6 separate regions of the Mus musculus genome follow, and all the other regions are linked to region 6. A link is a loop called in an ENCODE intact Hi-C map of the cell type or tissue named here. Cell type or tissue: left cerebral cortex. All regions are shown on one strand. Region 1 holds the start of Cnot3 (CCR4-NOT transcription complex, subunit 3). Region 2 holds the start of Nat14 (N-acetyltransferase 14). Region 3 holds the start of Mboat7 (membrane bound O-acyltransferase domain containing 7). Region 4 holds the start of Ppp1r12c (protein phosphatase 1, regulatory subunit 12C). Region 5 overlaps Ttyh1 (tweety family member 1). Region 6 holds the start of U2af2 (U2 small nuclear ribonucleoprotein auxiliary factor (U2AF) 2).

Region 1 (5,000 bases), 1.4 Mb after region 6:
GAGGCCCAAAAACCAAGGTAAGGAGAAACTGACACCTTGAAAAGTCACCCCTTATGCTCTTTAGTCCCAAGCAAAGTGACCACAGTGGTCTCTCACCCAGGTCTCAGACACAGAACAAGAAACCATAACTTCACAGAAAAACCACAAAGGAGGAGTCACACTAGCCAGGGGCACCCACACCCAAGAGTATCCTAGCCTCACACTGGGTACATAGGTGGTGTGGCCATCTCAAACGCAAGAAAGGGGATGATGCCAATAGCAAAGAAGGCAGGGACTTTACCTGGCAGGTGACAACACCTACCCGACAAAGACAACACAACTGCAGGGAGAAAGGCTACCCCTTACACAGCAGAAGACTCCGGTGAGGAGAGCTAGCAGTCCTACAGGGTGCCAGTTGGGTGAGATGGACCATTCTACCTCTGAAACGCTTTCACCCAGTGGATTTCAATTATAAAAGATCACATATCCACATAGGCTGGGCAGATGAGAATGGAAATACAGAGAGATGGCAGTCCAGGTGATGACCGGGGAAGGGAGACGGTGAGGAAGCCCCTAGCCAAAAGAACAGAAAGCTAATCCTAAGAGGGATGACAGTCCCGGAACCGAGATACAGCTGTTTAGAAGTGCTTCAACTGTCCCAACAGAAGAGCACCAACAACTGAAAGCATGGGAGCTCGCATTCCACCGACCCAGATCTAGAAAGAAAAGCTAAGCGGTCCTCACCACACACAGCAATACCTAACCACTTAGGAAGCTTCACCCACCGAGGCAGACCGTGCATCGTAGTGGAGCCTGCATCCCCAAAGCTAGAGTCCACTGATACCCCACCTCAAAGATGCAAAAGATGTGAAGCCAGGAAGTGAGCAATACGGTACAGTCCTGAATCCAAGGTTTGGGGAGGGAGTGTTAAAACAAAACACACACACACACACACACACACACACACACACACTCACAAACCCCATGCTTCCTTAAAAAGAAGATTGGTGGAAAGGGACCTCTAGGAGACTTCACTGCTAGAGCTGTAAGGACTAGGTGGAAACTTTGGCTTAGGCTCCAACTCACAACGTTAACTGCACCCTCGGGTCTTGGGGACTTTTTCCTCCACAAGATCCATCTCTTCCAAAGAGGCTTCCCCCTATCAAGACACCAACAAGCTGGAGCTTTCGGGTGCACTGAGGCAACGCTCCCGAATGGAGCTCCCGGGGAAGGCATGACTGCAGGAGTGGGCCCCGCGCCCAGAGCAGAAAGACCCCTCCGCGGCCCGCAGCGCGCCCACCGCTCCAAGCCCAGCCAGACGCGGAGGAGGACGGGCACCTCGCACCCGGGGCCGGCGCTCTGCCACGCGGGAGTCCGGACGCGGGAGGACAGAGAGAGGAGAGGGTCCCCGCCCGCCCGAGCCGAAGCTGGGCCCGAGCGCGCGGCTTGGGCCCGGCGGGAGCTGAGGCCGTGTCGCGACAGGCAGCAGGGTCGCGGAGCAAGAAGTCGGCCGATGGAGCTGAGGGAAGAGGGAAAGGGGTCCGGCCCAGTCGAACCTGACGCTCACCGCAGGAGCTGGCGCCGCCGCTGCGGAGCGTATCGCGACAGGCGAGGAGGGGGGAGAGAGAGGCGAGCGCCCGCCCGCCGCCTTTTTTTTTTTTTTTTTTCCTCTTTCCTCGCGCCCCGAGCCCGGGCGCTATCGCGATAAGAGGGCGCGAAAGCCGGAAGTAGGGTTGGGTTGTTGATAGAGGAAGTGGGCCCGGGATTGTTCTAGACGACCGAGTAGGGGATTCAGGGATCAAGGAAAGGCCCGGCAGCGGCTGCCGACGGCTCCACGGAAGCTGAACGGGCCCGGTCCAAGATGGCGGCGGCGGAGGCCTCCCCTCCTCTCTTCTCCTCTCTGGCGCCGGCCCGCCCCCGAGCCCCGAATATAGGTCCGTCATTGCTCCCGCAGTACGTCGCTCTGCGCCGTTAGGCGCGCCCCATTGGTTCCTAGCGAGAATGAGGCCAACCTCTTCATTATGATTGGCTGATCTCGGCAAGGCGCGGCGTTCGATTGGCCTCCCGCTCAGCTTGCTTGGATTGGCTCGGGTATTTCTTCCCAGCTCCTCCTCCTCCTCCCCTCCTCGGAGCACAACACGCCAGCGCGAGGACCTGGGTGTCAATCAGGAAGCCTGTGTCGTGCTGATTGGATGTGTCCGCCCCCTTACCCTAAATCAATTGGCAGCGGGGAGGAGTCAGGGTGAGGGGCGGGAAGTTACTCGTCAAGTTTAAAGGCAGCTGTAATTGGTTGCGAGGTGTATTCTACCCTGAACTCATTGGTTAGCTATGAATGTGGGTAGAGGAAAACGACAAAAAGCATAGCGTGTGAGTGTTAAAGGAAGCTTATCTAGTGGGAGACGGAGAGGTGCCAGAGGGTTGGGGATAGTAAACCCAAGTCATCTACCAATCAAAAGAGCCGCCAGCCCTAAGGGGAGGAGCTAGACAAACACCCCGCCCCTTCCCTCGGTTAGCCAATAGGGTAGCTATTAACCTGCCGACAGGTGTGGTTGTCGGAGCATCCTTCCTTTGCCTGTCTAGGCTGTTATCTGATCCTCGTAGTTATTCCCCAAGCGCGTTTGCTTGGTATATCTCTAAAACTCAGTGCTTTCTAAAGGATGAAAGAAAGAAAGAAGGAATCAGGAACATTGCAGAAGCGACTGAGAAACACAAGGCGTGGGACTGACGTTTCTCTGGTTAAGTTAGCAGACTGGGACCTTCCCTGGAGTTGCAAGGACTCCAGCTGTAGAGGAAACTGCGCTTTGCCCTACCTCGGTTACATCTGTAATGACTACTCACTAGAGTTCTGCTATGCTTCTTAAGGAGTAAACTTCTCCGACCACCCTTGCCGAGTGCTTAGGTGAGCCTCTGGTTTAATTTTGTTTGATTCCTGCCGTTTTTACACATACTTGAGTCTCACTCTCTGGATTTCTCGTTGTTTAGTACCCATGAAGCACTCCATAGCCCTTTGCTGACTAGGTTGCAAACGTGAGCACCACGTTTTCATGAATTGGGGAAACTCGATCTATCTCTGCCTACTATGTGGAGGAAAAGAAGATAAATCCACACTTGAAGAGAACGTGCACGTGCATTTCACCGCATCAGAATGGCATGAAGCAAGAGAGAAAAAATGGCTTATAAAAAGGCATATTCTTCGGCTGGAAAGATGGCTCAGCAGTTAAGAACATTTTCCTGCAGAGGACCAGTTCCCACAGGGTGGCTTGCATGCTTGTAACTTCAGTTCCAGATCTGACTCTTTCAGCTGGCATCTGCTGGTGCACTTAAGCTCACACATTTATGTAATTTTTAGATGCATATTCTTAGGGTCACATAGACTTAAGAAGGTGAAACCTAGGGACCAGTGTTTGTCCAGATTTTTTAAACAGCTTCTACACTCTCTCGAGTTTGTTATTCATTCAGTTTTGCTATTTCATGCGGGCCCAAGAATGGGGAACTGCTTCTAGCTCTATCAGGAATCCCTGCCAAATTATTAAGATGCAGCTTCCTTCTTATCTAGGCGGTCCCCAATTCTGCTTTTTCTAACAAGCTCCCAGGATATACTAATGGCCTTAAAAACAGTTATGATTCTCGGGCTGAGCTGCACTTTAGAATCACCGGGGGAGTTGGTGGAGGTAGAATCCAGATACTTAAGACTTATGCTAGAACAATTACATCAACAGCTAGAGTTGGAAACTAGTTATTCTTTCCCTGAAATGATCCATGGAAATTCCTGTTTTTCTTTCCAGTAGAGAGATTTGAAACCAAGGCTTAACATGCTAGGGAGGAAGACTACTATTGAGCTATTTCCAGTCGATTCTTGCCTCTCCTTTTTGACAGATTTCACATAGGACAGGCTGGATTGGACCTAGAGCTTTGCAGCAGAGAATGACCTTGAACTTCAAGTCTTCCTGCTTCCATTTCTCAAGTACTGGATTTCAGGTATGTGCTTACCACCATGTGGCTGCTTCTTCGACCTTTTAAGGAACTGGAAGTCACTGTGTAGACTAGGTTCGCCAGAGAACTCACAGAAATCTGGTCTCTGCCTGGTAACGCTGGGAGTGAGTGAGTGCCACCACACCGCAAAGCCCTTTTAAAATGTTTGAGACATGGCCTTGACACTGCTAGGCAGGCACCCCGGTTTGAACTGTATTGCTGGCCCTTTAAAAACTTTGATTGTGTACGTATAGGTGTTTAGCTTATGCGTGTCTACACCACATGTGCACCTGGTGCCCAAGGAGATAAGAAAAGGATGTCATTCTCTGGGGCTAGAGCTATAGACCATTGTAGGCTGACGTGGGTGCTGGGAATCAAACCCAGGTCCTCTTGAGGAGCAGCCATCTCTTTAGTCAACTCCCCCTAACATTTTGTGTGTGTATATGCATATGAATGTGTGCATATGCATATGAATGTACTGTGTGCAGGTGCACATGCATGTGCTTATGAAGGCCAAGTCAATCTCAGCAGCTCATTTTTTGTTGTTGCTGTTTTTGAGGTTGTTTTGCTTTGTTTTAGATAGGCCACTCATCAGGACCATACATACCTGTGTCCACCTTGTCAGCATTGGAATGGCAAATACATGCTACCAACTCCTTGCCTTTATATGGGTGCCAAGTATTGAACTCATGGTTTTATGCTGTTGTTTTGGCTTTATTTTGGTTTTGGGGTTTTTCAAGACAGGGTTTCTCTGTGTAGCCCTCAATGTCCTGGAACTTACTCTGTACACCAGGCTGTCTTTAGACTCAGAGATCTGCCTGCTTCTGCCTTCCAAGGTTCCCATGTTTTTATGAAATACACTTTACCAACAGTGCTATCTTGCCAGATCTCCCTAGCTTGCTTGCTTGCTTTCTTCCTTCCTTTCTTTTTTGGACACTGGCTTTTTCCTACAGCCTAGGCTGACCTTGAACTCAACTGTGTAGCCTAAGTACTTCCAACCCTTCTGCCTCAAAAGTCTCCTGAGTAAGTAGGATTACAGGCTTAAATAC
Region 2 (5,000 bases), 140 kb after region 6:
ACTGAGGGGTCAAGGCTTCGGTCTGGAGGGGGTACACACACACACACACACACACACACACACACACACACACCAGGCAGCTGTGAGGGGGAAAACTTTGGTAATGGGGAGCATGACTCAGAAGGCCTGGCAAAGACTGGCTGCCGCTGTGAGCTCACTGCTTCTCCTCTTCCCAGCGCCCCCCCCCCCCCCCCAACACACACACTTCCCTAGCAATTAATGTCAACTTCTTCGGAGAGGAGGAGCCAGACAGAAGGAGGGAGTCTGGAGAGAGCAGCTGGAAAATGCATCAGACAGGAGACAGGCACACAGAAGTTTCAGGGTTTATTAACAAACAGTGTAAAAAACCAGATGGGCTTGGAGACACTGTGCTCCTGGCCCCACCCACTCCCAGAAGATCTGTCCCCTTTGGGAGTTCCCTGTCACAGACTCTAACTTTTAGTCTCTCTCTCTCTCTCTCTCTCTCTCTCTCTCTCTCTCTCTCTCTCTCTCTCTCTCTCTCTCTCTCTTTCCTCAAATCTCCCTTCCAGACCTCAAACACAGGCAGCAGGGGCTTTGTAGACCCAGAACCCGACGTTTTTCAGTGCATACAGACTGGGGCAGTGGGGGTGAGGCAAAGGACTGGACACGGTGACCTCTAGTGGTCCCAGAAGACCAAGAAGGGATTTGTTCTACTTGAGTTTAGAGTCCTCATTGCAGCTGGCAGGCACACTGGGAATGTAAGTCCATCAACCTCGGTGCTTCACTATCAGCCCAGCAGACTAGGTAGACACTGAGGGGGGGATGTAAAGTGCCTGGCACACAGTAGGTGTTCTTTAGGTGCTGGTTCTCTGCCCATCTATCCAGTGGGCATGGTCTCTAATCACAGGTCTTTGCTGAATTCCCTAACCAGCATATAGCCCATGCAGCCCCAGCCTCCCTCTGCCTGGTAGCCACAGGCCTCCAATAACCCTGCCACCCCCCAAGCGGCTACAGCCACTGGGACCACGAGCCGGGCCCGAGGCTCCCCCATACTTCCAGCCCATGCTCGGGCTCGAGCCTCGGCAAAGGCCAGCAGCCTTCTGCCCACGCCCCTGCGACGGTGCCATCGAGAGACAGAGAGGCGGGTGACTCGGGCTCCATCCCCCACGTTGGCACCAGGGGCCAGAGCCAGGACTCCACACACATCGCCGGAGCCACGGACAGCCACCCAGGGCCCTCCCAGGCCGCCTGGTGGAGGCAGAGAGCCCCATCGGGCTCGCAAACCCAGCTTCACAGCGGCTACAGCCAGAAACACGGGCAGCAGGAGGGCCAGGGCGAAGGAGGCCAGGATGAAGCGCAGTCCGCTGCTGGCTGCAGCCAGGAGGAGAAGGGCTGGAGGTCGTGTCAGAGCGTGGAGGGCCACACGGTTTTCCGTGTCTTTTACACCAGCCTGTGGGTGGGAGTAGAGGCTCAGCCATTCATCACATAAGAACTTCCGAGGAAGGATTTCTCTTCTCAAGTGAGAAGAGAAGCCAGCGGATGGGGTGGTCCCAGTCTGGCCCATTGGGTGTTAAGGGCTGAGCGAATGAATGCGGTTTGCCCGAATGAAATGAACTGATTTAGGACCTGAGGCCCATGAGTCCGGATGGCATGCTAAGGTAACGCACCAAAGGAGACTGAACAGGATAGGCAAAGTGAAGACATGGGCTCTTCGCTGGAAGGTCTGGGGTGTGTGTGTGTCTCAGTAGCCCTCATTTTGGGACTGGTAAGTGGGGCTGAATGGAGGTCAAGAGACCTGAACACCCAGCCCCTACACCCTTTCAATTGCTTTTTTAAAAATGGCAGCTGAGGTTTAAGTAGGGAGAAGGCAGTAGAGAAAAGAGACCAATTAAAAACAGCTGAGGCGAAAATCCCCTCCCCCAGGACCCCCGGAGCTCAGGCAGGTGGGCGGGGCTGATGGAACCCACTTTGAATGGCCCTAAGAAGCTGCGCATGCTCACTGGTGCCCCTGCCGGCCTCTCACCTTCAGCATCTCCAGCACCAGGGGCTTCTCATCTTCCCTCATTTCCCGCACTGACAGGTGGTTAGGGGCCATGGTAGCCCCCAGGCAGGCCCCTCCCCAAGGGAGCTGACGTTGTACACCTGCTGAAAACAAGTAGGTTGGTGTTAGGTGGGCACCTGAGTTCTAAGAGCCCTGGGAGGGATGGGCCGCAGTGTTTCCCAGATCGCCAAGGACCCTAGAGCATTGCCAAAGAAGACTGTCACAGTGGCAGGCCAGGTGCCTCCATACCCAGTGGGGCTCTGAAAATCGTCCCGAATCGTCCCCCACTCCGGAGAAGACATTCATTGATCTGCCTGTAAACTCATCCCCTATCCAAACTCCAGCAGCCGGTCTCCTGAAGTGGTCCCACCCCACATAGCAGAAACAGGGCCCTGAAAGGCACCTCCACGGGGTTGCTCGAATCCCTTGACAGTAAGGGAGAAGGGGGGCAGGGGCAGGAGAGGGTCACCACCGGAAGTGACGTCCACGCTCCCGACTGGAGGCAAGACCGGCACCTTAGCAACTGTTGCCAAGCTTCCCCCACTATGGGGCAGGGGTTGGGAGTAATGGAGGAAACTGCGAGGACGAGGGAAGAGCTGTGACCTGCTGGAGGCCAGTGGGAGAACCTTGGAGAAGGGGGGATGGGAGTGGGGGACAGAGAGGGTTTCTTACCCGGCCTGCCTGGGAGGATTAGCACAGCTCCTTTCTTGCTGGTCCTTCGTTGCTAAGCGACCTGAGCATCAGGAAGAGGAGGCGTTGCTTGTGAACCTAATCTCATTGGCGCTTGGGTCTTTGAGGGAAGGGATGAGGGGTAGCATCAAGCATCCCCATCAGCTGAGACCTTATTCTCAACCCGGAGGCACCTGGGGTATCGTTTGAATTAATAATATTCCTCTACCTACCTTTCAGGTGAGGTAAGGGTGGTTTATAGGAAAGAAGTGGAAAATCCAGAAATTGATCCCTAACCCTCCCTGCTATAAGTACAACTACAGACGAATACATACAAAGGTTGGGAAAGGACCAGAGAAATAGCTCAGGGAGTAAGAGAGCTTGCCAAAAGGAAACCCACATGACTGACTCCCACTGTCTCTCTGTCCTCTGCAAGTGTACCCGCCCTCCCACCCCCAGCACAGTAAAAGCCTTAACAGTTTAAAGGATGGGGGAGCTGGACCCCACCCCGGAGAAGCATTTAGCCCTCCAAGTACAAAGCAAGTCACCTCAGATCCGGGAAGCAAGAATGAAGACTTCCAGGTCTGAAGCAGGGGCTATGCCCATGACTATACCTCCCCCATGAAAACAAAACCAGGAAGAGATTCTGGGTCTTTATTAGCAAGTCCAGCCAGCAGCCCCCCTGACTCTGGGGCTGACCCCAGCCCAGCTGAGGAGAACAGTTAATTGCGGGGAGGGGGTCTCTTCAAAACGTGTGTACCAGTTGGACTGCAGGAAGAGTCTGCACAATCTGGATGGAGGGCAAGTTCTGGGGAGCCATGACCCCTGGTCCAGCCACTGCGGGGACCACTTGTACCATCTGGGACGGGGGAGCTACGGGCACCCCCACAGGGGCAGAGACCGGGCCAGGTGCTGACGGGGCCAGGAGTTGCAGTGTTGTGGTGCCTCCTGCAACGCTGCTATTTTCTAGCAGATCAGTAGCTGGGGCGCTACGAATGATAAGGAGTTTCTGTCCTGATGGGCCAGTGGCCGCTGGCTCCGCCAGACCGGGGGAAAGCGTTTCCACCTCCTGCACGCAGAGCCTAGTCTGCTCACCATCCGCCCCACTCAGCACCAGCACACTCTGCAGCCCCTCATCTGTCTGCAGTGTCTCAAACAGGACGTCCTGGACCACACCAGCACCGGCCTCACTGTCTCCCACTTCCCCGGGCCCAGGGCCGGTCAGCAACTCTTCAGTTGCCCCACTCTGAACCAGCAGCAGGTTTGGAGCTTCTGTAGTGCCAGCTCCTCCATTAGAATTGGAGACTTGGCCTGTCAGGGGCTGGAGCTGGACCGTAGTCACCTCCTGTGCTGGTTGTAGCTGGACTGTAGTCACTTCCTGTGCAGGCTGTAGTTGTACCGTGGCCACTTCCTGTGCTGGCTGAAGCTGGACCCCACTCACTTCCTGTGGTCCTGTCTCCCCACTCCCTACATTCTGCAGAACAATGAGGCTCTGCCCTCCCCCGCTAGCCCCTGCATTGGCCCCTCCTTGCAGCCCCAGACCACCTGGGCCTGGAAACCACACCACCCCTGTCCCCTGTCCAGCTTTCCCAACAGACCGAGGGCCTGGCCTTGCAGCACCACTGCCCGGACCTCCAGCACTGGCAGGAGGCAGCAGAATGACTTTAGGGGGTGGAGGCGGGGGTGGAGGAGTAGGGGATTGGACACTGCTTGGAATCAGCTGGAGGCCCTGGGCAGTCTGTACCAGGAGAAATGTTTGAGAACTGGGAGCAGCCGGGCCTGGGGGCGTAGGCTGGGCTGTTCCCCCAGCTACTTCAAGTGAAAGTGTGGCCTGTAGGTTAGGGAGTACGTGAACATCTTGAGCAGCCAGTGGAGTTGGAGCTGCAGCCAATGGGGCAGGGGGCTGCGATGCTACAGCAGAGCCGGTGGTGCCCGAAGTTGTGGTGGCTGGGGTGTGCGTCCTCAGATGCCGCTGCAGGTAGGCAGCCATAACAAAGCCACGGCCACAAATGGGGCAGGCAAAAGGGCGCTCGGCAGAATGAGTGCGCTGGTGCAGCAGCAGGTTGGAGGAGTGTGTGAAGGTCTTGGGGCAGAGCGGGCAACGGAAGGGGCGCTCGCCCGTGTGCACCCGCTGGTGCTGCCGCAAGTTGGACGTCTGTGCGAAGCTCTTGCCACACACACTACATGAGTGGGGCCGCTCACCGGTGTGCACATGCCGGTGGCGCCGCAGGCACGAAGTGTTACGGAAGGCTTTGCCACACTCAGTGCAGGCATAGGGCCGCTCACCCGAGTGAAGTCGCAGATGGTACTGATAGTGGGACGACCACTT
Region 3 (5,000 bases), 1.4 Mb after region 6:
TATTTATGAAAAGTTCCTACATTAAGCCAGGTGTTGTGACTCATGCCTGCAATTCCAGCACTCGGGAGGTAGAGGAAGGAAGACCTCGAATTCCAAGGCTAACCTGTGAGGTATAGCAAATTCCAAGCTAATTTTGGCTCCGGGAAGAGAACCTGTGTTTGACAAGACTACCCTCCATGAGTTCAAGAGAATTCTGGCATATTTGTTGTCCTGTTTTAGGTCCCCTGGGAGAAGAAATGGGACAAAAAAAAGAAAATGCACAACAAATAAAGACCATTAGAAAAGGTACAGCCACCAGAGTCCCCCCAAACTCACCAGGATAGACCAGGAAGTCACCACCAAACTTCCCTGCTGCGCTGAGGAAGAAACCTCTCTCCCACAGGTCTCGGTAGATGCTGTAGCGCAGCTCGTGGGCAGGACGGCCAGCATGGGGCCAGTCTTTGGACTGCACACGCCAGTCCAGAGGCTTAGCTTTTACAGGCCGAGGCCTGGCAGTGGCCAGCTGGATAAGCAGGGCTGATCTGGGCAAGGGAGTCACCCCATTTGAAGGTCCTGGTTGGGGAGATGAAGAATCTAGGGATGGGGCTGGGAGCAAAAAGAATTTACTGAGTCCACAAGGTCTCCTTAGCGCCAGAAAAATCCAACTAAAATTCTCCAAAGTTTCCCTCCCTCCTGCCCCAAATTTTAACTCTAAATCCTAAAATCTCACCTGCTCCCTCCTGCTCCGCAGAAGGCTGGCCATCATCACTGGTCTCACTCCCTTGGGTAGCCTCACTTCCACCGGCTTCTTGGCCTCCTTCATCTGCCCCTGAATCCTGTTCCAGCTTCTGCTTCTTGGCAGCCTGGCCCTCTACGATCTTCTCTAGAAGCTCCTGACGCCGGGTCTCCCGGGCCTCGGCTGCCAAAGTGTTCTGATCCTGGAAACTCTGCTCTTGCTGGCGTTTGAACGATGCTAGGGCCTGAGAAGTAAACTTAACTGGAACCCCAAGACACATCCTGCAGTCCCTTAGGAAGACAGGAATTCTGACCAGTTTACAACCTTCCAACAGGCCCTCCCAGGCCTTCCCACTATCAGGGCCTTTCGTTTCTTACCAAGCCATGGTTGCGGGGGTCCGGGCGCGGGGCGCTGACTAGGGTCACCGCGCCTATCTCGGCCAGGAGCCGGGCTTCTTCAGGCAGCAGCAGAAGCGGAAGGCCCAGGCGCGAGTTCTGGCGGGGCCCGCGGGGCAGGGCGCCCACCGTGCGTCCCCCGACTCCCAGACGCTCCCGCAGCGCCTGCACGGCCTCGGCTCCCCACACCAGCGAGCGGCCATTTGCGACCTCCACCACCAGCATCTTCCTGCGGAGTGGGGGTGCGTCGCGGTCACCCAAACAGCCCCACCGACCCGACTGAAGTCTTCCACGCCCTCAGCGCAAGACCCCGCCCCTCACCCCCCAAGGGGCGGGGCTGGGGTTGCCACCTGCCCCCCCCCGCCCCCCAGCCAAGATCTACCCAGGGACCAGTTAAGACCACGCCCCTCACCCAGGTCCCACCGTTCCGCTCCCCCTCAGCTCCAGGTGACCATCTTCTCTGCCAAAGCGTACCACCATCTCTCGTCCCCTCAGAGAGACCTCCCGCCATAGTGGTGCACCGCCCTTTTTGCAAAGTGGGTGTCTTCTTATGCGTCCGTCAAATCTCAGAACCTCAATGTAGGGTGGTTTGCTCAAGCCACACCCTCTTCTAAATACTTGGAGCCCAGCCCCTCCCCTTTCGAAGTGCCCAGATTCGCCTTTCCCGCCTATTCTGAGTCGGACTTTAAAAGAAACCCAGTCCTGTCTTGCGCCAGCTGTTCGATGTTCCAGCATCCTAAATTCGGCTCAATCGGGAGTCCTGCCTACCCGAACGCAAGCGTTTCAGCCTTCGGAAGATCTCGACTCTATTCCCGAACGCATGCGGGAGATCTCGGCTCAGTAGAATCAGCCACCCCCTCTAAGTTGCAAAAGGTTCAGCATTCGACCCTAGCCAGATCCCATCGTTCTTCCAGCTGTGGCCCCGCCCACTTCCTACCCAATTTAAGGAGTTCACAATTACGATTGAATCCACAGTCGCACTCGAGGTGCAGTGTGCGTCGTGGCTCCCTTTCAATCTGTCGTACTGTCCTCAGGCAGAGGCAATAAGTCAACCCCTAGCCAACACCAACTCTCGGCTAAGGCGGAGCTGGCCCTACGTAGCGCGTCCTCCGTCATCCCGTCAGGTCAGCAAAGCGGAAAAGCCAAGAAAGCCCTCACTGCCACTCCGGTCTGCACAAATGGGACCTTGAGGGTCATTGCTCTGGCCTCGCCCCCAAATCCACCAGTCATGTCGGCCCCGCCCCTTCGCCGTTTTCCGGTCTTCTGTGGCTCCGCCTTCCTCCCTCAAGACTATTAGCTCAGCCTGTTAAGTCTACTGATTATTTCCAAAGTTAGGCCAAAACGGCTGCCCTCAATATCATTTGACCGTGACCTGAAAAAGCATTCAGCTATCTGAAGTAAGTCCAAATATGCGATCCCGCCCACACCCCGTGGTTCTTTGACTCTCGGACCCCGGCTGATTCCGACTATCTCCGAAGTAAGCCGAAGCATGCGGTCCCGCCTACTTCGTTCTGCGTTCTTGAGCCCGCCTAACACTACACAACGACTTTTGGACCCGATTATTTCCGAATCAAGCCGAAGTGTGTGGTCCCGCCTACATCCGGCCGAGTTTGTAAACGCATCTAATTCCGAGCCGTGACTTTGGAATTCGGCTATCCCCGAAGTAAGCCGAAGCTGTGGCACTCCATGCCGAGGGCTTGAATGACCGAGTGTGCCCGAAGGAATCCGAAGCTGAAAGTCTGTCTCTGAGCTCCAGGTCCCTCCTCCTCAAGTCTCAACGGGACTCGAAGATCTTGGCCCCGCCTCTCTGACCCGAAACCCCGCCCCTTCACGTACTGGCAGCTCTTTGCCCGGGGACCTCCTAGAAAGATCGCGACAGGCATCTTGCGGCAGACTGGTGTTCTGGGTACCTTTCTTGCGGTGCTGTAACTCGTACAGCCGCGGCTCTCGGGGCCTGGACCGCGCAGCCCTGCCGGCGCCCTCCAGAACGGGCAGTGCGGGGGCGTGCTGAGCTGGGGAGGCGTGGCGCGAGCCGAGGCGGCCTCGAAAAGGAGCTCCGCAGTCTTCTGGCCCACGGACGGTTCAGGTGGGCCCAGGTTGGGTTGCATGGCGGCGTCACGAAGATCGTAGGGTGGCGGGGTGCGGGGACAGCGCCCAGAGCGTGGCCGGGCTGGGTGGCGTAACCGCCTGTGGATCTGCCGAGGCAGAATCGGATACACGCTGGCCTTCGCTGCGCGGGGCTGGGCTACGAAAGGTGCTTGCAGATCGTACAGGGTCATTGCCTTCTCTCCGAGGTACGGGTTAAAGAGGAGCCCAGAGCTCAGAGCTTAGAAAACAGGATGCTAAATGCTGGGCTTCTCCGAGCTGGGCGGGAGTGGGAGTACTGGGTCCTGTAAGACGCAGAGGAAATTGGGGACCCAGAAGGGCTCCAATGTACTCAGGAGGGTGAGGATGATACAGATTCCTGGGCTCTCAGAGAAGAGGGGTGTTGTGAAGGATTGTTTTTCTGGCCGGAAGGTGTGGGTCATAAATGGAAGTAGAAGTACTTTTGATTTCAACATTGGCAAAGGGGTGGGGTGGGGGCTTAATTCTTGGGTCCTGGAAGGAGGAGTGAGCTGGAGGCCTGGGTTCTCAAAGGGGATTCTACTGTCTTCAAAAGAGGAAGGGACTGGAATACTGGTTCTCACTGTGAGTCCTTCCTCCCCCAGACCATGACACCCGAAGAATGGACATATCTAATGGTCCTTCTTATCTCCATCCCTGTTGGCTTCCTCTTTAAGAAAGCTGGTGAGTCAGGTTCCTTGTCTAGTGGAAAATTAGGGTGAGGGAGCTGGGGTGGGGAATCACCCCTCCCGAAGGTTCTAGGCTTATACTTTACCTTTTCCTTTCAGGACCTGGGCTGAAGAGATGGGGGGCAGCAGCTGTGGGCCTGGGGCTCACCTTATTCACCTGTGGCCCCCACAGTTTGCATTCTCTGATCACCATCTTGGGAACCTGGGCCCTCATTCAGGCCCAGCCCTGGTGAGAACTAGGTGGTGAGAAAGGAAGAAGGATGCAGAGAAGCAGCAGTCTGTTTCCTCTTCGAGTCTTCTATTTCTTCTCCTTTAATCTTACTGTGTGTCGCTATGCCTTGGCCATCTTTCTTCCCACCTTGTGTCTTTGCCCCAGTCCTCAGTATCCATGTGGCAGACTGACTTCCATAGTCCAGTCAGGCTGAGCTCTGGCTGAAGTGCCTTCCTTCTTCCAGAAGCTTCTCTTAATGCCGGTCATTCTTTTCTTATCTCTGGCTGTGCCTCTTCTGTCTCTGTTACTCACCAGTCTTCTCACCTCTTCTTCTCTGTCTGAATGTGGGCAGGGGCGGGGGTGGGTATCTCAGGAGAAGGAAACAGAGGCTAAGGTCCCTGTACCCAACATTATGACTTCCCACCTCTGTCCTAGCTCCTGCCATGCCCTGGCTCTTGCCTGGACCTTCTCCTATCTCCTCTTCTTCCGAGCCCTCAGCCTGCTGGGCCTGCCCACTCCCACGCCCTTCACCAATGCTGTCCAGCTGCTGTTGACACTGAAGGTGAGACTTGGCGAACACTACTTCTTTTAGTCTCCCTGGGAGCTGGGGAGCCTCCTTGCTTTCTCCTCCCAGACTTTCTCATAGTAGGGGGAGGGCTGTGGAGTTTTATCTTTCACAAACCCTAAGCTTGGGACTTCATTTCTCCCTGGGGACAGAGTTCACCTCCCACATCCTCTGGAGCAAGTCTTCACCTCTCCACTCATTGCAGGATAAGGAGATAACCTGAGTGCTCTATCACAAGCCATTTGGCACACCTAGAATCTTCCTCCCCAGTGTGTTTTGCTAACATGCTCTTCTTGAGTCTGTAGCAAACCGTCCTCCAAGG
Region 4 (5,000 bases), 560 kb after region 6:
ATTAGACCACAACCCACATGGAAGGAAGAAGTAACTTCTGCAAGTTGCCCTCTGCCCCCCACATGTGTTGTCATACGTAAGCATACATGTACAATGACTAGAACGACTAGCAAAAGACATGTGGTTCTGGGGCAGGAGCAAGGGCTTAGCAGTCATCAGTTTTGCTGCTCTCCCATTCAGTGGTTAGAAGGGTGTGCACGAATGCTGTGCTCAGGAACTCAAAACCGGAACATAGTTTTTGGTCAGTGCTCTCCTTCCTTGTGGGTCCCAAGGATGGACTTCTTGCCTTGGGGAAGAAGGGTGGGTGTGTGTGTGTGTGTGTGTGTGTGTGTGTGGTGTGGGGTAGGGTTCACGTATCTCATATCAGGGTTATCCTTTTGGATTTATGACCATTGTTTCCCAGGACTCGAGCTTTTTATGGCTTATTTCTCTGCATAAATCCAAAGATTATGGAGTGGGTGGGCTGCTTTAGTTCCCCTTAGGAAAAACGTTTGTTTTCCCTATGCAAATTTTGACAGCTTTCTGTTAAGACTTTGGTAGGTCTGTGTTCCTGTTTCAAAATGTTTTTTTTATCCTTCTCAAATTGGATTTTTAGGGGAGATAATGTGAAATATCACATTATTTTTATCAGGTGTTTATTAGGTGTTCTTATCTGTTGGAAAAACTTTCAAACCTAGTGGAACATCACATTTTAGACTTACAAAGTCATGCCAGGGGGTGGCTCAGCAGTTAAGAGCACTAGCTGCTCTTCCGGAGGTCATGAGTTCAAATCCCAGCAACCACTGAGTGGCTCACAACCTTCCTTAATGAGAAAACAAAAACAAAACACAAACAAACAAAAAACCTATGGGCTGGAGAGAGCAGGGCCGGAGCGAAAGGGGGTGGGGGGAGGAAAAAAAAGAACCGAACAACAAAATCAGGCCCAGAGAGCATGATACAATCTGAATTATAATTCCTAGTGTCTTTTGCAGCCCCAGGTGGGCTGAAGAAAAGTATGTGGTTATTTTGGTCATGTTTGAGGGCCCTCTTTCTGGTATGCTCAGGGAATTATTACCACTAGAAAACGTGGGCTCGTTCTTGGTCTGGAAACTGACTTCTTAGGTACCTTGCATTCTGAGACATATTTGGAAGTCTGGAGCTGAACCCTTTGGAGGCGTGGCCTTGAGACTACATTTCCCAGCTTGCCCTATGTTATCTGATTTCCTTGAACTTTGCTCGGGAACTTTATCGCCATGTTAAAAGATGAGTTTGGCGGTGACAAGCTTTAATCTTGTTTGAGAACTCAATTTCCCGTCGGCCCTTGGTCTACCTGATGCCTTAGGGAGCCCATTCATTCATTCATTCGAAATATTTTTTATTGCCTACTCTCAGGCTTAGTTCTAGTCATTAGGACTAAGAGGGTCTCAAAGAAAACAAATCGAGTTTACTTATAGCCGATGGGAGAGGGACAGATTCAAAACCAAAACAAGTACGGCATGGTGGCACTCCTTTAATTTCATCACTCCAGAGGCAGGAGGAGGCGGAGTTTTGTGAGTTCGAGGCCATTCTGTCTGCATAGTGAGCTTCAAACCAGGCAGGGCTACATACTGAGACCCTGTCTCAAAACAAAAATAACCCCCCCCCCACACACACACACACACAAACAAACAGACTCCTGTAATCCCAGCAATTAGGAGATGGAGACAGGAAGATCAGAAGTTCAAGGGCATTATTAATGAGTTCGAGCGCCATCCTATCTCAAAACAAATCGTAAAAAGTATGCAAAATTTATTTCTATCTCTCAGGATCCGCTATCCGCTATCATTTCCCATGCGCCTTGGGGTAGTCACTTTACAAAGTACACTACATTTCCCAGCATGCCCCAGTAGCCTGTCCGGCCGCTCTACCCAGATTCCCAGCACTCCCTAGGGACATGTCCTCCTTTAGGCAGTTCTCTTTTTGCTTGTTTTTTCGAGAGAGGGTTTCTCTGTGTAGCTCTGGCTGTCCTGGAACTCAGGACCAGGATCAGACCAGACTGGCCTCGAACTCACTGCCTCCCAAGTGCTGGGATTGAGGGCGTGCCTTTTGAGTTTTTCGTTCGACCCCTTCCAGCTCCGGATTTCTAAACGTGCCTCAGGATATATAGCGAGTCTAGCGAAGACTTCCGCTTGTAGAACCCATTTCCCAGCACTTCTGCCGGCCTGCCGGCTGCCTCATTCTCTAACCTATCTGCTCAAGTTATGCAAGGCTCCTCAATGGGGAGAAACTCCACTTCCCAGCTCGCTACGAGGGGCTTCTTTTTAGGCCCTTGCCCCCAGCGATAGCTACGCAAGTCTCAGGCGGGACTCGGTTACCCAGAGGGCTTTGGGTCGGCGCCGTGACGTCAATATACCGAGCGGGGGCTGGGCGAGCTTCTGGGCGGTGCTTGTCGCGCGGCGGTTCCCGGCGGCCCCCGGGGCGGGCGGGTGGCGGCTGTTCGTCGCCCGGTGCTCGCTCGCTCGCTTAGTAGGCGGGCGAGCGGCCGGCGCGATGTCCGGCGAGGATGGTCCGGCAGCGGGCCCGGGGGCGGCGGCGGCTGCTGCGGCCGCCCGTGAGCGGCGGCAGGAGCAGCTGCGGCAGTGGGGGGCTCGGGCGGGCGCCGACCCGGGCCCCGGGGAGCGGCGAGCCCGCACGGTCCGCTTCGAGCGCGCCGCTGAGTTCCTGGCGGCCTGCGCGGGGGGCGATCTGGACGAGGCTCGCCTGATGCTGCGCGCAGCGGATCCCGGTCCCGGCTCCGGCGCTGCGTCCGACCCCGCCGTCCCTCCGCCTGCCCGTGCCGTGCTCGACTCCACCAACGCGGATGGCATCAGCGCCCTGCACCAGGTCAGCGCCCCCGCCCCGCGTCTTCGCCACTCGGGCATCCTCCCTCCTCGGCCCTGATCCACCTCCCCTCGACTGTGCCATCGCTGAGGATCCCGCCTGCTCTGTGGCCGCCTCTTCTCTGTCATTCGTGCTGTCATCTCTCTCCCGTGCATTTTTTGCAGCATCGCTTACTTCCGTGCCTATGCTGGCCGGGTTCCTCCTTTCCTAGCTGGTACTTGTTTGACTGTGCTGAAGTCTTTCCTGACCCAGGCCTGTGGTTTCGTTCTCCTGCACTCTGACTTGACCCTCTTTAGGCCCAGGTCCTTCAGTGTCACTTCTTTGAAGGTCCATCCTGTTTGTGCCTTCCTCTTCTTCCCGTGACTTGTGCTGTACGTTGTGGCCTCAGGACAGTGTACCACGTTGTTTCCTTGAAAAGGCATTTCCTCTGTCGCGTCATCCTTTGCTTTTTTTTTTTTTTTTAATCTTTTCTCTTACCTACAATCCCATGTCCTTAATTACATTATCAATTCATCCCCCCCCCCCCCAATTTGGGGAGCTTGTCACCTCTTATAGAAGTTTCTCCTCAACTCTCTTTCTCTGTTTACATTGTTTGCCTTCCTGGAAACTTGTAGGCATTTGCTCTTCGAGGAGCTGGACCACTTTTCCTTTTGTTTTGTTGTTTTTCCTTTAGACAAGGTCTTGCTATGTAGCCCAGGCCATCCTCAAATGCAGGTCCTTATGTCTCTGCCCTCCTCCTCCTCCTCCTCCTCCTTCTTCTTCTTTTTTTCGAGACAGGGTTTCTCTGTATAGCCCTGGCTGGGAACTCACTGTAGACCAGACTGGCCTCCAACTAAGAAATCCGCCTGCCTCTGCCTCTGCCTCTGCCTCCCCAGTGCAGGGATTAAAGGCGTGCGCCACCATGCCAGGCCCTTCTCTGCCCTTCTTATTTCTGGAATTACATGGCCACTTCACCTATTGTTGGTTCATCTCCTAGACTTTATTTAGGCAACCAACGTCCTTCTTCAAAAAGTGTGCCCTCTCTCCTAGATTTCCACCCTATCACCTCCCAGGATTCTAGAACCTATTCCACACATTATTTTTTTCCAGTGCTCTGTGCCCGAGAGTCAGGACCATCTTGTGTTGTTGCTTGGGTTCTTCTGGATTCAGGATGCTTTTATTCAGTTAGGATGACCGAGAACAAGATAAGTCACACAAGAGCCTACATCCCAGTTCTCCCTCCTGGTCTCAGTGTTGGTCCAATGTCAGTCTTCTGGTGGGCAGCTTCTTTCATGGCAACTTCCATCTCCTGGGTTGTCCTCTCTTCTTGCTAGGATCCCGTAGTTCAGTTACTGGTGGGAACAGAGGGGATCCTGGAAGGGACGCCTGCTGCCTGTGGAGATGGGAAACAGAGCGAGGGTATTTGACAGGTTCAATTTTCACACTTGCAGGTAGAGAAAAAACACCCAGAATCCATCCGTCCTGGGCTGCGATGTAGCTTGGGTGGTAGAGTGGGTACTTAGAGCTCAGGAAACCAGGGGCTTGGAAAGTGGAAGCAAGGTGATTGGAGGTTCAGTGTCAGCTTCAGCTACAGAGTGAGTTTGAGGCCATTCTCGGCCACATGAGACGTAGTCACAAAAACAAAACCAGTCAATCAGTACTGACTTAATGTCTGTTTGCCTGTCTGTTCTTTGTCTCTTTTATCTTGAGTGTTCTTTCTCTGTGTCCTTTAGCTTTCTTACTTGTGGAATGGGACCAGTGGTCACCTCTGTCCCTAGAAGCTCTGGTGAGAAGTGTCATGTGGAAGCTCCTCCTTGAGGCCTACATGATCTGCCGGTGTACCCTGGGAATGAGTTCCCAGTGTTGTCTGGGACATTTTCCTTTACATACAGCAGGGCACTACTTCCCTGCGGCCCCTCTCAGGGTCTCAGCATCTTTAAACAGTGCAGGAGAGCAGTTCAGACTTCTAGCACCACCCAAGTCCCTGGCTTCTGAGCTTTCTCTTCTGACTGCATCCCTCTCCTCTGCATCTGCTGGAGGCACTAGAGCACCTCCTCTGACAGGACCTGTAACCTCAGGCCTGGCCTGTCAGGCAGCCTTCCAGGTGGGTCTCTCCTCCCACCGCTGCGATACCTTGGTGAACTCACTCTTCAGGGCTTTGCAGGAGGCTTGGATGATTGGGA
Region 5 (5,000 bases), 930 kb after region 6:
ATGGAAGACTGCCACTGCACAAAGCGTTTGGATTCCTGGCAGGATAACCAGGGCAGGAAAGACACTCAGAATCTGTTGTGTACGTGGGGGCCCTTCTCTCCTCCCTCGGGCCCAGGCTTCCAGACCCCAGCCTCCTCCCTCATGGCCAAGACTCATCCCTGTTCCCCTAGGACCTCAGACCCAGAGGTCCAGTCTCATTTCTCTTCTTCTCAGACCCGAGAATGCAATACTCATTTCCCCTTCCAAGAGACCCAGGAGCTCAGGCCCCAGGCCTCCTCCCTTCACACCAGGATACCTGAGGGTTGAAAGGGTCATCGTCATCTGTGTCATCGTAGTCATCACTGAAGTGTGATGGGGATGTGGGGAGTGGCAGAGAAGCAGGATGGAAACGAGTCAGGAGGCTGCCCCATCCCCACCAGTGGCCCTGGGTACTGCCTCCTGTCCCCTCCCTGGGGAGCCTGCCCTCTCTCCCCTGCTGACCTGGGTGGGAAGAGGGCCCAGGCGCGGGGCAGGCTGCACAGAGTGGTGGCTAGGGCCCCCGCAGACAGGAGAGAAAAGAGCATCAGGAACAGTAGGCCCTCTAGGGCATCTTCACACAGGCCTCGGAGTGCTGAGCCATAGTCCTGAGGCAGAGGGTGAGGAGGCTCAGGGTATGCACATGTACACTTCATACACAGGTCCAACCATCCATTTACCTGGCTGTCACCCAGACTCTCTGTGCGCAAGTGTAGTCTCTTGTCAGGGAGCTGTTCTGAACATGGAAAGTCATCTATGTGTTCAGCTTGTGCCTTTGCTGAGCTGCAGCCTTCCAACCCACTCCTATTTTATCTCAGTTCCCCACTCCCATATGCAAAGTGGCCTAGCATCTCCACTCAGCATCTAGAGAGCTGCTCTCCCAGCATCTTCAGTGGGCAAGCCTCTACGCTGTCATTCCCACTGGCAACAACCCTGCCTATCCTTGTTCTACCCACGTGCTATTGACTGGTGGGGATGCCAGCAGCATCTGTTTCTGCACTTGTGACAGTCACATCCCCACACATTGTCAGATGCCCCCTGGGTCCCACAGATTGCTGGCTTACATAACACTTAGGTTTGGGCATCCATAGGAGAGACATGCAGAAAGGACCGGCTATTGTGACCACCATTCTGGAGGCCAGCAGAACCTCTGTAACCTGAATGCCAAGTGTCACAGCCAATATTCTACCAGGATGGACTAATCTGCCTTTGCTCCGGGCATGCCACCAGCACTGGCAACCTTCAATGCATGGGACCCAGGCAGCCACTTTGGAGAGGTGAGAGCTTGTAGGACAGGAAATGTTAGGCTACTGTCCAGCAGAGACCTTGCGAGAAGAACACTAGGAGACAGGCAGATGGTCAGCTCTAGTCAGAGGCACGTAGTTGGCCTGATGTGGAGTAGAAACACCAAGGCCGAGGCTGTCTACACAGGTTCCTACTAGGTCAGTGCCACGAGCCCGGCTTTAATCCATGTGGAGAGGGACTCATGGAAGGGTTTTAAATGAAGACTCTGATCCGATTGTGTGCAGAAAGGATCACCAGCTGTTATTGGACAGATGGAATGAGCAAGATGGGCATGCATGTGAGAGGTGAGAAGGGCTAGGGCCCGATGCAGTGTTGGCTGTATGAGCAGTCGATGCAGTGGGAAGTGAGGATAGGGAGATAGAAGGGCAGTTCAGCAGGGCTGGAAGGGTGGTGGGTTCATTTTTTTAATATTTCCCACAACATAGGGGCACGAACCCACGACCCTGAGATTAAGAGTCTCATGCTCTACTGACTGATCTTGTTATGGAGGGGTCAGTGTCCAGTGAATCCTGTAGAGCCAGGATCATAGCAAAGCCTGTGTGCATGGAGAGTATCATGGTGGGAGACGGTATGTAACCAGGGAAAGTGGTCAGGTGGAGTCCCGGTGTTGTAAGGGTGAGAGTCTTTACAACAGTCAGAGATGCTGGCTTGCTCCCGGGGCCATACAGACCACAGCTGAGCCCACGGTAGGCTCACAGGCTGCCCTGCCGCCGCCCTCGCCTTTTCCTGCCCCTTTCATAGCAAGAGATATCTGGACTAGTTTTCAATCTAGGGAACTGGGGGCTGCCTGGGTTCTCATTCCAGGGCTTGAGAGGCTGAGCAGCTTTCTACGAGAGGAGAGGGTGGAAGATGAAGAACACGGGGTGGGGTGGGAGGGGGGGGGACAAAGGCGGGAGGGGGGAGAGAGAGTATGAGAAAGAGAGGAGGGGGAAGAGAAGAGAAAGCAAAGGGGAGGGGGAGAAAGAGACAGGGTTGGCAAACACCCAGAGCTTACCTTGTGCAGACTGCGGCAGTGCAGCAGCGCCACCAACTGGTGGAAGCTTCTTTCTGTCACATTCAGTGTCTCCTCCAAGGATAACAAGGGCTTCTGTAGTGGGAGAGGACACAGTTAACCAGTCTTTATGCGACCCAGTAAAATAGCCCCCCCCCCTCAACCCAAGGACCCCACTTCCCAAAGGGACCAGCCCTTAGTCACACCCTAGAGCCTCTCACCTCCACTGTTGGCCCAGCACCAAGAGAAATGTGGATTTTTCTTGCTGCAACCCCTTCCTGTAGGCTCTCTCCCAGAGACCAGCTCGGCTCTATTGCCTCACCCCTTTCCATAGATTTGCACACAACGTGAAATCCCGCCTACTTGGAGAAGGGCCAGCTCCACAAGGCTATCTGACTCAGTCAATCTGCCCCTTTACATGAGTGGAGGCGGCATCCCACAGGTTCATCAGGTTCGGCCCTTTTTCCTCTCAGGCTGGTGCAGTTCATTGACCTAACCTGTGCAGCAGAAAATTGAGGGATAGCTTCCCGCTCCAGGCCCTGCAGCTGAGAGTGGATGCTGGCTAGAGCACGCTGGGACAGCGTCAGCCTCTGCAGGAAGATAAGAGAAAGGAGGACTCGGGTCAAGGTGTGGCCTTGGCACCCTCCACCCCCCATGGAACCCTGGAGCCCCTGGTAGCCCAGCATACGCCCTTGAGAGTCCACATTAGCCATCTCCTCAACACCCATGTCTTTTGCCCACATTCCTAACCTGTTGGAAGGGGTTGGAGACCGCCTGGTTGCACAGGAAATAATAGCTGAGGATGTCTGAAGTGGAGGGAGAGAAAGGAGCAGGCTATAACCCTGGACCCAGGCTCTCCCTGGGCAAATCTGGAGGGCCAAAGCCCGGGGGACATTCCACTCTCCCATCCATTTCTTTTCCTCCCTCTCTTCCCCCTCGTTCCTTTCTCTCTCCCTCCTTCTGTTCCCCTTCCTTCCTCTCCTCCCTCCCTCCCTTTCTCCCCTCCTCTCTCCCGTCCTCCTCTTCCCTCTCCCTTTTCCTTTCCATCCCTCCTCCTCTCCTTGAGGAGGAGGATGTTTTGAGACAGTCTCATGTATCCCAGATTTGCCTTGAATTCTCTATGTAGCTATGGATGACCTTGAAGGCTTCTGATCTTACTTCCTGAGTGCTGGGCACAAGGCAAACTTTATGTGTTGCTAGGGATCAAACTTACAGCTTTGACAAGCACTTTACCAATGGAGGGACACCCTTAATTCCATTCGTTTTGTTTTTTGTTTTTTGTTTGGTTTTGCTTCAGAACAAGGTGTGACCAGGTCTAGATAACCCAGAGTGCCCATGAACTCACACTTCAACCTCCTAATTGCTGGGATTATAGGTGGGCAATATCACACCCTAGACGTTCATCCCTTCTGCTTCAGCCATATCTGGAAGCAGGTCCAGCTGACCTAATTATGCTTCCTTGTTGTCCTCCAGTCCAACCCTGTGACCACGGAGGCCCAGGGCCCACTTCCCTGTGTCTATCACACCCACAGGCATTTTGCCCCTTTCCCATCCTGCCTGGATTGGAAGATGCTGCTGCTCTCTACCCTACAACACACTGGGCCTTGGGGGATAGGAGGGAGTGCTGAAGGCATCAGGGATTTGTGGGGTCACCTGAGCTGAGCCCTGTCTCCTCCTGGGTCAGGTTCAGCACATAGGTGTCTGGGTTGGAGCAGAAGTCACTGAGGCCCTGATGAAGGAAGCAGGGAGGGGTCAGATCAGAATGTCCAATTTCATATTTCCACAGAACTCAGAAGTCCAGGCCCTAACCCTCCTCCCTCAGACCCAGGGGTCCAGACTTCAGCTTTCCTCAGACTGCGAGTCTAGGCACCAGCCTCTGCTCTCAGGATCCAGCAATTAAGGCTAAGACCTCAGAACTGTGGTCATGACCCCCTCCACCTTAGTGTGTATGGCATTAATCAGATCACACTCACCCCAGAATCAGAACTCCTGAATCCAGAGCCCCATACTCACCACAGCTGTGGCAGCCTCTAGGCCCATAGAACCCCAGCTCAGGACAAGCACCAGGAGACTCATGGCAGTCATCCTAGAAGGGGGGAGGCGGCTGAACTCAGGACTTGATCAGCTTTGCCTTTTTCTACACCCTATATCCAATCACAGCCCTCCCCAATACCCACCAACCTCTGTAGTCTAAAGGATTAGAGTCAGAGGCACAGGAGTAAAGGGCGGGGTATGGCCCATGACTGACTGACGTCAAAGACAACATCTGTTCAGTTGGAAAAGGAAAAGGTCGCGGCTGCCAGGTCACTAGCCTCTATCCTAACTGTTCCTGGAGACTAGGAAGCAGCTGTCCACGCCTGGGCTGAATTTCCTGGAAATTAAGTGCACAGGGTCTAGTAGGTTCTGAGGCAGCTGCCAGGCCCATCCACAGCCCATTTTATTTAGCTAGTCTCTCTCCACTCTCTCCACCTCCAAGCTGTAAAGTGTGGGGATTGCTACGGAGTTGATATCTGAAATTCAGAGCTTGGCTTGGCTTATATCCAGGGCTGTGACAGGTGGAATAATTCTGAGTCATGGAGTGATAGGAGAGGTTGACAGCTCTTATAAACTGGAAGACCAATTCATATACTTGATCAGCACAGTGTGTTTTTATCAGTGTCCAGGCCTTGATGCAGTAGCTGGACATCTT
Region 6 (5,000 bases):
GCGCGCTCTCAAGGCATCTACTTAACAAAACGCGCCGCCTCCGCCGAGACCACGTGGGCGCGGGCTATTGCGGCGCGCACGCGCCCTGAGCCTCGCCCGCCACCCCTTCCCTCAGCGCCGAGAGGAGGTCACGTGAGCTCGGCGCGCGCGGCACGGACGGGGGGGTGGGGGGGTAGCGTGCGGCCCTAGGGAAGCGAACAAGAGAGGGAAATGGCGGGGGGGCACAGGGCGAAGCAAGAAGCCACCCCACAACCCCGGCGCCCTCACCTTGTTTATTCTCGTTGAGCTGCCGCTCGAACTCGTCGAAGTCCGACATGCTTAGGCGGCCGCGTAGGGCCCTGTGCAGCTCTCGCCTCGCCTTGCCGCCCGCCCGCTCCGGCTACTTCCGCCGCTGGCTTCGGCTACTTCCGGCCCCCGCCGGCACTCCGTCGCCTACCTAATCAAGCCCCAAGCCCCGCCCCTCCCAGGCTCCACCCCCTCGTCCCGCCCGACCCGCCCCCCCCCGGAACTTCCCCGAGCTCGGCTCCGAAGCCTGTCGGCTGTTCTCGGACGGAGCAGTCGGAAGGCGGCGGTCGCCGTCAAAATCACCCGAAGCGAGGATTATGCCGGCTGCCCGAGTTTCGGTAACTTTTCGGAAACTAGCGTTTCAACGTTCGGAGGATTCCGCGAGTCTTCGCGTTCCCCGACACCAGCCCCCTCTAAAGACACGGATTTTCCTACAACTCAAACCGTCTGTCTCTGGCCTCCTCTGGAAATCCGTCCCACCCCTCGCCGACCCTGTCCAAGCGGTCAGTCACTTCCAACAATCCTAACCGTCCGGGCCTTCGGCTCTTTCCGAAGGTTTCCAGCGCTCGCTCACCGCCCCTCTAGAGATTAAGCCCGATTCTAGTCTTCGGCTCTTTCCGGAGGCGCCACAGGGTCACTCCGCCCCTTCCGGAGAATATCGGTCCCTTCCGCCACTGCTTCGGGAAGGTCTCACGCCCAGGAGGGAAGTTCGGCTCTTTCCGCTCTTGCTTCGGCTCCTTTCGGCTTAAAGACCCGAAAAGGGAGGGAGGACTGATGGGAGGTGGGCCAGATAGCTACGGGGGAGGGGGCGGGGTCTCAGCTTTCGGTCCCTAGCTCTCTAGGAGAAAACTGAAAAAACTGACCTCGCGGAAGGCCAGAGAAAGTGTGTGGGACAGTAGCAGCCAGTGCGACAAAGGGTGTTCGAGGCCGCTGCGGAGGTTGTTAGCTCAGCTTGGGACGCCTGCGCACGGTGATTGGAGAGGGGTTTCTGCGCCTGCGTAGCGGTCTAGGGCACGTTTTTCTCAGCGCTCCGGAGGATCCGCCATTCTAAATCCACATTGCGCGTGCGCCCGATCTCCTCCCACACACCCCTTCCCCCACCGCCAACCTCAGCCCCCAAGGCACTAACTTCAAGACGGTTAAACCTGACTGCTCTCTCCCGGTTGCCAAGGCAATCGCGTTAAATTGTCCGCCCCTGCTCCTGCTGCGCAAGCGCCGAATGTGACACCTCCGAGAGATCTCCTGACCCCTGGCGGGCAGGCGGAAAAGAGTCTACCCAGCGCCCCGGTACCTCCTCCGGGCTGGCTCAGCTAAACGTTCATTGAATCAATGCCCCAGGCGCTGCCTTCTTAAAGTCGTCTTACCTCAGTTTCTCCTACTGCTCCGCTTCCCACCTCTGCCTCCTGGGGCTAATTACACCCTACCCTCCCCAACCTCTCTAGAGGCTTCTGGCTGAGCGCTCCTGTCCCAGTCTCCGTGGCGACGGCCACCCCTTCCCAGCATATTCCCTTCCTAGTAAGACCTGGGGCCCAGTTTATTGAAAATTTTCATGTCTCTTTAATTTAAACTCTCAGAATAATACTCTGTCTTTGCATGGGATGCAGATGGGCTACTCCTGGCTAAGGAGGCCTAGCTGGCAGCCCCTGCGGGGTGAAATGGAGACGGGGTGCCTAGCGTGTGCGGCCGAGAAGCAGGGCCCAGTGCTCAGGAAGGGCAGCTTCTAGCCCTGGCGGTGCCCCGGGAAGGCCGACCTAGCCAGCAATCTGCTGGGGGGGAGGCGTGCGGGGCGGCGGCATCACCGCTTGAAGCGGTAGGTGATGGGCAGGAGCAGCTTGCTCTTCTTGAGAGCCTGCACCTTCTTGAGAGTCTCGTCGTCCAGTGCCAGGAAGCAGCGGCGGGAATACTCTAGCAGGCGCTCCTTGGATGGATCGAACTCTCCCACCTCAGCCAGCTTTTCGGGAGCCACAATGAGTAGCTCTGCGATGGGCGTGGTCAGCGCCACGGTGTTCCTGTCCACACGGTGGTGCTCGAAGGCTCTGGACATGCTCTTCAGCTTCTGGAAGGTGCCCAGGATCTTCTTGTAGCGGCAGAGGACCCCATCAGCATCCTTCACTGCAGGACCAAGAGGACAGAAAGAGGAGGACTGGAAAAGACACTCATGAGGGAAGGAGACATGGGGGAACCCAGGTAGAAACAGGAAGGCAGGCATAAAGAGGAAAAGGGGTGAAAGGCACACAGATTTGAAAACAAGCAAGCAAGAAATCATGGAAGTGGGGACACATGAGGAGCCCCATACAGGAAGAGAAAGGATAACAAGATGGAAAACAGTTAAGACCTGAGCAAGAAGTAGACCAGGGAAATTGAAGGCAGGCCTGGACACCAGAAGAAAGGAGATGGGCCCAGAGACCTCCTTTCTGATGACACAGGACTAAATCTGCTGGTTGGTGTAAAACGAAATTTAAAATTAACTCAGGACCGAAAAGGGCTGTGAGATGAAGTTGAGTCTGATTGTTTTGTATATGGAGAGTTAGGGCATCACTGTAGAGCTCACACTGCGATTCTGGGTACACAACCCCTCAACACACCCATCACATGTACCCACTCCCCACTCACCCCGCTGCCTCTCTCGAGCCTTGGTCTTCCCAAATCGCTTCCGGCTAGTACTTCCCTTCTGCTTCTGCCTCTTCCTTTCACTGGCACTTCCGTCTTCGGAAACCCCGCTGAAGGAGGAGGCTGCCGACTCGGGGTCTGAGGCTTCTCCAACCCCAGCCCTGCTGTCCCCATCAACCCTCCGAGGTCCAGGCTTCATCCGGCAGTAGTCCTCTAAAGAGAGACAAAAGTGAACTGTGACACAATGTCCTATAATTGCCCTGAGGGGGGAAAGATGGACATGGAGGCCAAGTCCTCGGAATGAGGGCAGGGTGAAGTCCCCAAGTAGAGACATTAGCTACACTGAATGCCATAGAGCCAGCTGGGATTCGGGGAATAGTGTGAGCATTTTTCTAGGCTCTGAACTTGACTGAAACAGGTCCAGGGAATTCATGAGAATCTGTGACTATGCAGAGTTTCTGTGGGGGAAATGTATCCTGGGGAGCTCCAGAGTGAAGAGTCAAAATCCGAGAGGCAGACAGTGCCTCTGGGTAGGAGGATTGGATATCAGACTCCTACAGAAGTCAGGGTTCAGTTTGGGTACTGGGAAATGCTAACTACCTTCCCCTAGATAGGGAGCCAACTCAGACTCAGCATCTTCTGAAGGATGAACTCCTGAGAACTGAAACCAAGACTCTGCCCAGTCATACCAGGGAAAGATAGGAGTCACCCTGGATAGAGCTCTCAGTATAGGAAGAGAGGGTATGCATGTCCCCATCCCAGTGCTAGGTCCCTTTACTAGAGCTTTTGCCATGGTTAGCAATGAGAAAGCCTGCCAGCAGCTCAGCTGGATACAGAGGTTAGGGTTATGGCCTGAATAAAGGCTAAGTACTCCAAGAAACCAGGGCTAAAGCTCTGGGAAAGGGCAGCCTTGAGTGGGGAATGTGCTGGGAATGGCAGTCAACACAGGTTAATGAGATAGGGCCCTGCCTGTCAGAAGAGGTGACACCACCATGCTGTTACTAGTTGTAGATTAGAGCAAGACAAGGGAGTGGGATCCGCTCAGGACCCTAAGGTGAAGCTTAGGAGACAGAGGTACTGGGACCCCCACAGCCTTTGAAGAATAAGAAACATGAGGCATGATAATGTAGAGCAGGGTAGAGGGAAGACAGAACCCTGATTGGTATTTCAGGGTACCTCTAATGGATGATGACTGCATCATTCAGAAATCCTGGGGTGCTGGCAGGGCCCCTCTGAGGAATCCAGTAGACTGCAATGGGTCTACTGACAAAGGGACATTTCCCCTAAGATGAGGAACCTGGGCTGGAAATATAGACTCTGGGAGACAGTTATGCCAAGTGCTTGAGGCTGATGAGTTACAGGGCAGTCTCATCACAAGATAGGAAATGAGAGAAGTCTTTGAAATCAAGAAGGAAATGGCTGGGGAAGGCCCTAAAATAGGCATGGGCCTTAGTGGAAGGATAAGATGCCAAGTCCCCATCAGGTCCAACCAACATTGGGTGTTGAATTCTGCGGGTCCTGGGGGACTGTGTGCCCCCACCTGCATCCATCCGGGCAGAGGAAATGAATTTGTCCAGCTGACACCGCAAGAAGTCCCTCTCCTCCTCCAGGTCCTCAATGCGCTTCTGCAACCACGAGTTCCTCTCCAGTGCCATGTGCAGCTGGGCCTTAACACTGCTCATCAGGGCCAGGGTTGGGGAGGCGCCCTCTGGAGGCTCTAAGAACAGCAGGGACGGAGGTCATGCCCCAGGGTGAGGCAGTACCCCACCTGACTCCAGTCCCTCCAATGCCCTTTCTCAGCTCACCCTCAACATTTCTCCGAGACGGACTCAGACGGTATAAGATTTGTGAGTCTAAGTGGGGTGCCTCTTCAAAGGGAATGGAGATCTCAAAGGTCTCTTCGTCCTTCACTGCAGAGAGGTCAGCAGAGGTCACCCCAGAAGTGGCCTGAACCTTATAGACCACCCCCAACCATTGCTGTCCCATGGACAGAGGGAACCAGAATGTCAGACCAAGGATGGGAAAAGAAAGGGTCCCCAGGTGCCTCACTTGTCCGCCAACGGTTGTTTCTGTCATTCATATCGAGGAGGCTTCCTGCAGACCCA

What was found. Peaks named below come from ENCODE experiments on the same cell type or tissue, not always from the same donor. Only the 100,000 strongest peaks of a DNase experiment are listed, where the experiment ranks them.
Region 1: a loop joins it to region 6, with 2.1 times the contacts of the local background. A loop is called at or near these places in 2 of 42 quality-filtered maps.
Region 2: a loop joins it to region 6, with 3 times the contacts of the local background. A loop is called at or near these places in 2 of 42 quality-filtered maps.
Region 3: it touches region 6 in a loop (5-fold over the local background); 3 of 42 quality-filtered maps call a loop at or near these places.
Region 4: it touches region 6 in a loop (4-fold over the local background); 2 of 42 quality-filtered maps call a loop at or near these places.
Region 5: a loop joins it to region 6, with 2.8 times the contacts of the local background. A loop is called at or near these places in 7 of 42 quality-filtered maps.

Annotation. Positions count from the first base shown.
Region 1 is chr7:3,642,131-3,647,130 of GRCm38, reverse strand. Prpf31 (pre-mRNA processing factor 31) reads right to left here. Exons shown (of 14, transcript NM_027328.4): 14 at 4,646-5,000. It overlaps Cnot3 (CCR4-NOT transcription complex, subunit 3), which reads right to left and starts at 1,862. Exons shown (of 18, transcript NM_146176.3): 1 at 1,547-1,862. It overlaps Gm15927 (a long non-coding RNA gene), which reads left to right and starts at 2,786. Exons shown (of 6, transcript XR_003946711.1): 1 at 2,786-2,878; 2 at 2,962-3,317; 3 at 3,856-3,957. In left cerebral cortex, no CTCF peak of the experiment used is centred here; DNase peaks (open chromatin) are centred at 883, 1,256, 2,075 and 2,389; H3K4me3 peaks cover 2,889 bases; H3K27ac peaks cover 889 bases.
Region 2 is chr7:4,920,314-4,925,313 of GRCm38, reverse strand. Zfp628 (zinc finger protein 628) reads right to left here. Exons shown (of 3, transcript NM_170759.2): 3 at 3,311-5,000. The coding sequence ends at 3,417. It overlaps Nat14 (N-acetyltransferase 14), which reads right to left and starts at 2,728. Exons shown (of 3, transcript NM_001358881.1): 1 at 2,675-2,728; 2 at 1,985-2,106; 3 at 308-1,411. The coding sequence starts at 2,056. The coding sequence ends at 863. It also overlaps a transcript of Ssc5d not described here. In left cerebral cortex, CTCF peaks have their summits at 1,219 and 1,972; DNase peaks (open chromatin) are centred at 2,011, 2,516, 2,707, 2,990 and 2 more places; H3K4me3 peaks cover 2,886 bases; H3K27ac peaks cover 3,789 bases.
Region 3 is chr7:3,690,937-3,695,936 of GRCm38, reverse strand. Mboat7 (membrane bound O-acyltransferase domain containing 7) reads left to right here and starts at 2,951. Exons shown (of 8, transcript NM_029934.4): 1 at 2,951-3,196; 2 at 3,819-3,897; 3 at 4,002-4,131; 4 at 4,549-4,675. The coding sequence starts at 3,822. Tsen34 (tRNA splicing endonuclease subunit 34) reads right to left here and starts at 2,327. Exons shown (of 5, transcript NM_001164204.1): 1 at 2,048-2,327; 2 at 1,093-1,339; 3 at 710-959; 4 at 316-585. The coding sequence starts at 1,335. In left cerebral cortex, a CTCF peak has its summit at 3,096; DNase peaks (open chromatin) are centred at 2,290, 2,760, 4,037, 4,634 and 2 more places; H3K4me3 peaks cover 4,056 bases; H3K27ac peaks cover 3,542 bases.
Region 4 is chr7:4,499,107-4,504,106 of GRCm38, reverse strand. Ppp1r12c (protein phosphatase 1, regulatory subunit 12C) reads left to right here and starts at 2,427. Exons shown (of 22, transcript NM_029834.3): 1 at 2,427-2,841. The coding sequence starts at 2,509. In left cerebral cortex, no CTCF peak of the experiment used is centred here; DNase peaks (open chromatin) are centred at 1,235, 1,903, 2,313 and 2,942; H3K4me3 peaks cover 2,709 bases; H3K27ac peaks cover 1,800 bases.
Region 5 is chr7:4,128,698-4,133,697 of GRCm38, reverse strand. Ttyh1 (tweety family member 1) reads right to left here. Exons shown (of 14, transcript NM_021324.6): 6 at 4,325-4,397; 7 at 3,965-4,040; 8 at 3,062-3,117; 9 at 2,809-2,901; 10 at 2,315-2,407; 11 at 481-623; 12 at 296-341; 13 at 1-35. D030047H15Rik (RIKEN cDNA D030047H15 gene) reads left to right here. Exons shown (of 3, transcript NR_033548.1): 2 at 1,107-1,292. Among named protein-coding and RNA genes, the nearest start is that of D030047H15Rik, 5.7 kb to the left of the region's middle. In left cerebral cortex, a CTCF peak has its summit at 2,358 (motif pointing left); DNase peaks (open chromatin) are centred at 924, 2,356 and 2,638; H3K27ac peaks cover 4,681 bases.
Region 6 is chr7:5,057,604-5,062,603 of GRCm38, reverse strand. It overlaps Ccdc106 (coiled-coil domain containing 106), which reads right to left. Exons shown (of 5, transcript NM_146178.2): 1 at 4,945-5,000; 2 at 4,701-4,805; 3 at 4,436-4,612; 4 at 2,899-3,108; 5 at 1,819-2,397. The coding sequence starts at 4,975. The coding sequence ends at 2,081. U2af2 (U2 small nuclear ribonucleoprotein auxiliary factor (U2AF) 2) reads right to left here and starts at 461. Exons shown (of 12, transcript NM_133671.3): 1 at 268-461. The coding sequence starts at 316. In left cerebral cortex, CTCF peaks have their summits at 1,531, 2,297 and 4,621 (motif pointing left); DNase peaks (open chromatin) are centred at 972, 1,379, 2,287, 4,623 and 2 more places; H3K4me3 peaks cover 2,930 bases; H3K27ac peaks cover 4,557 bases.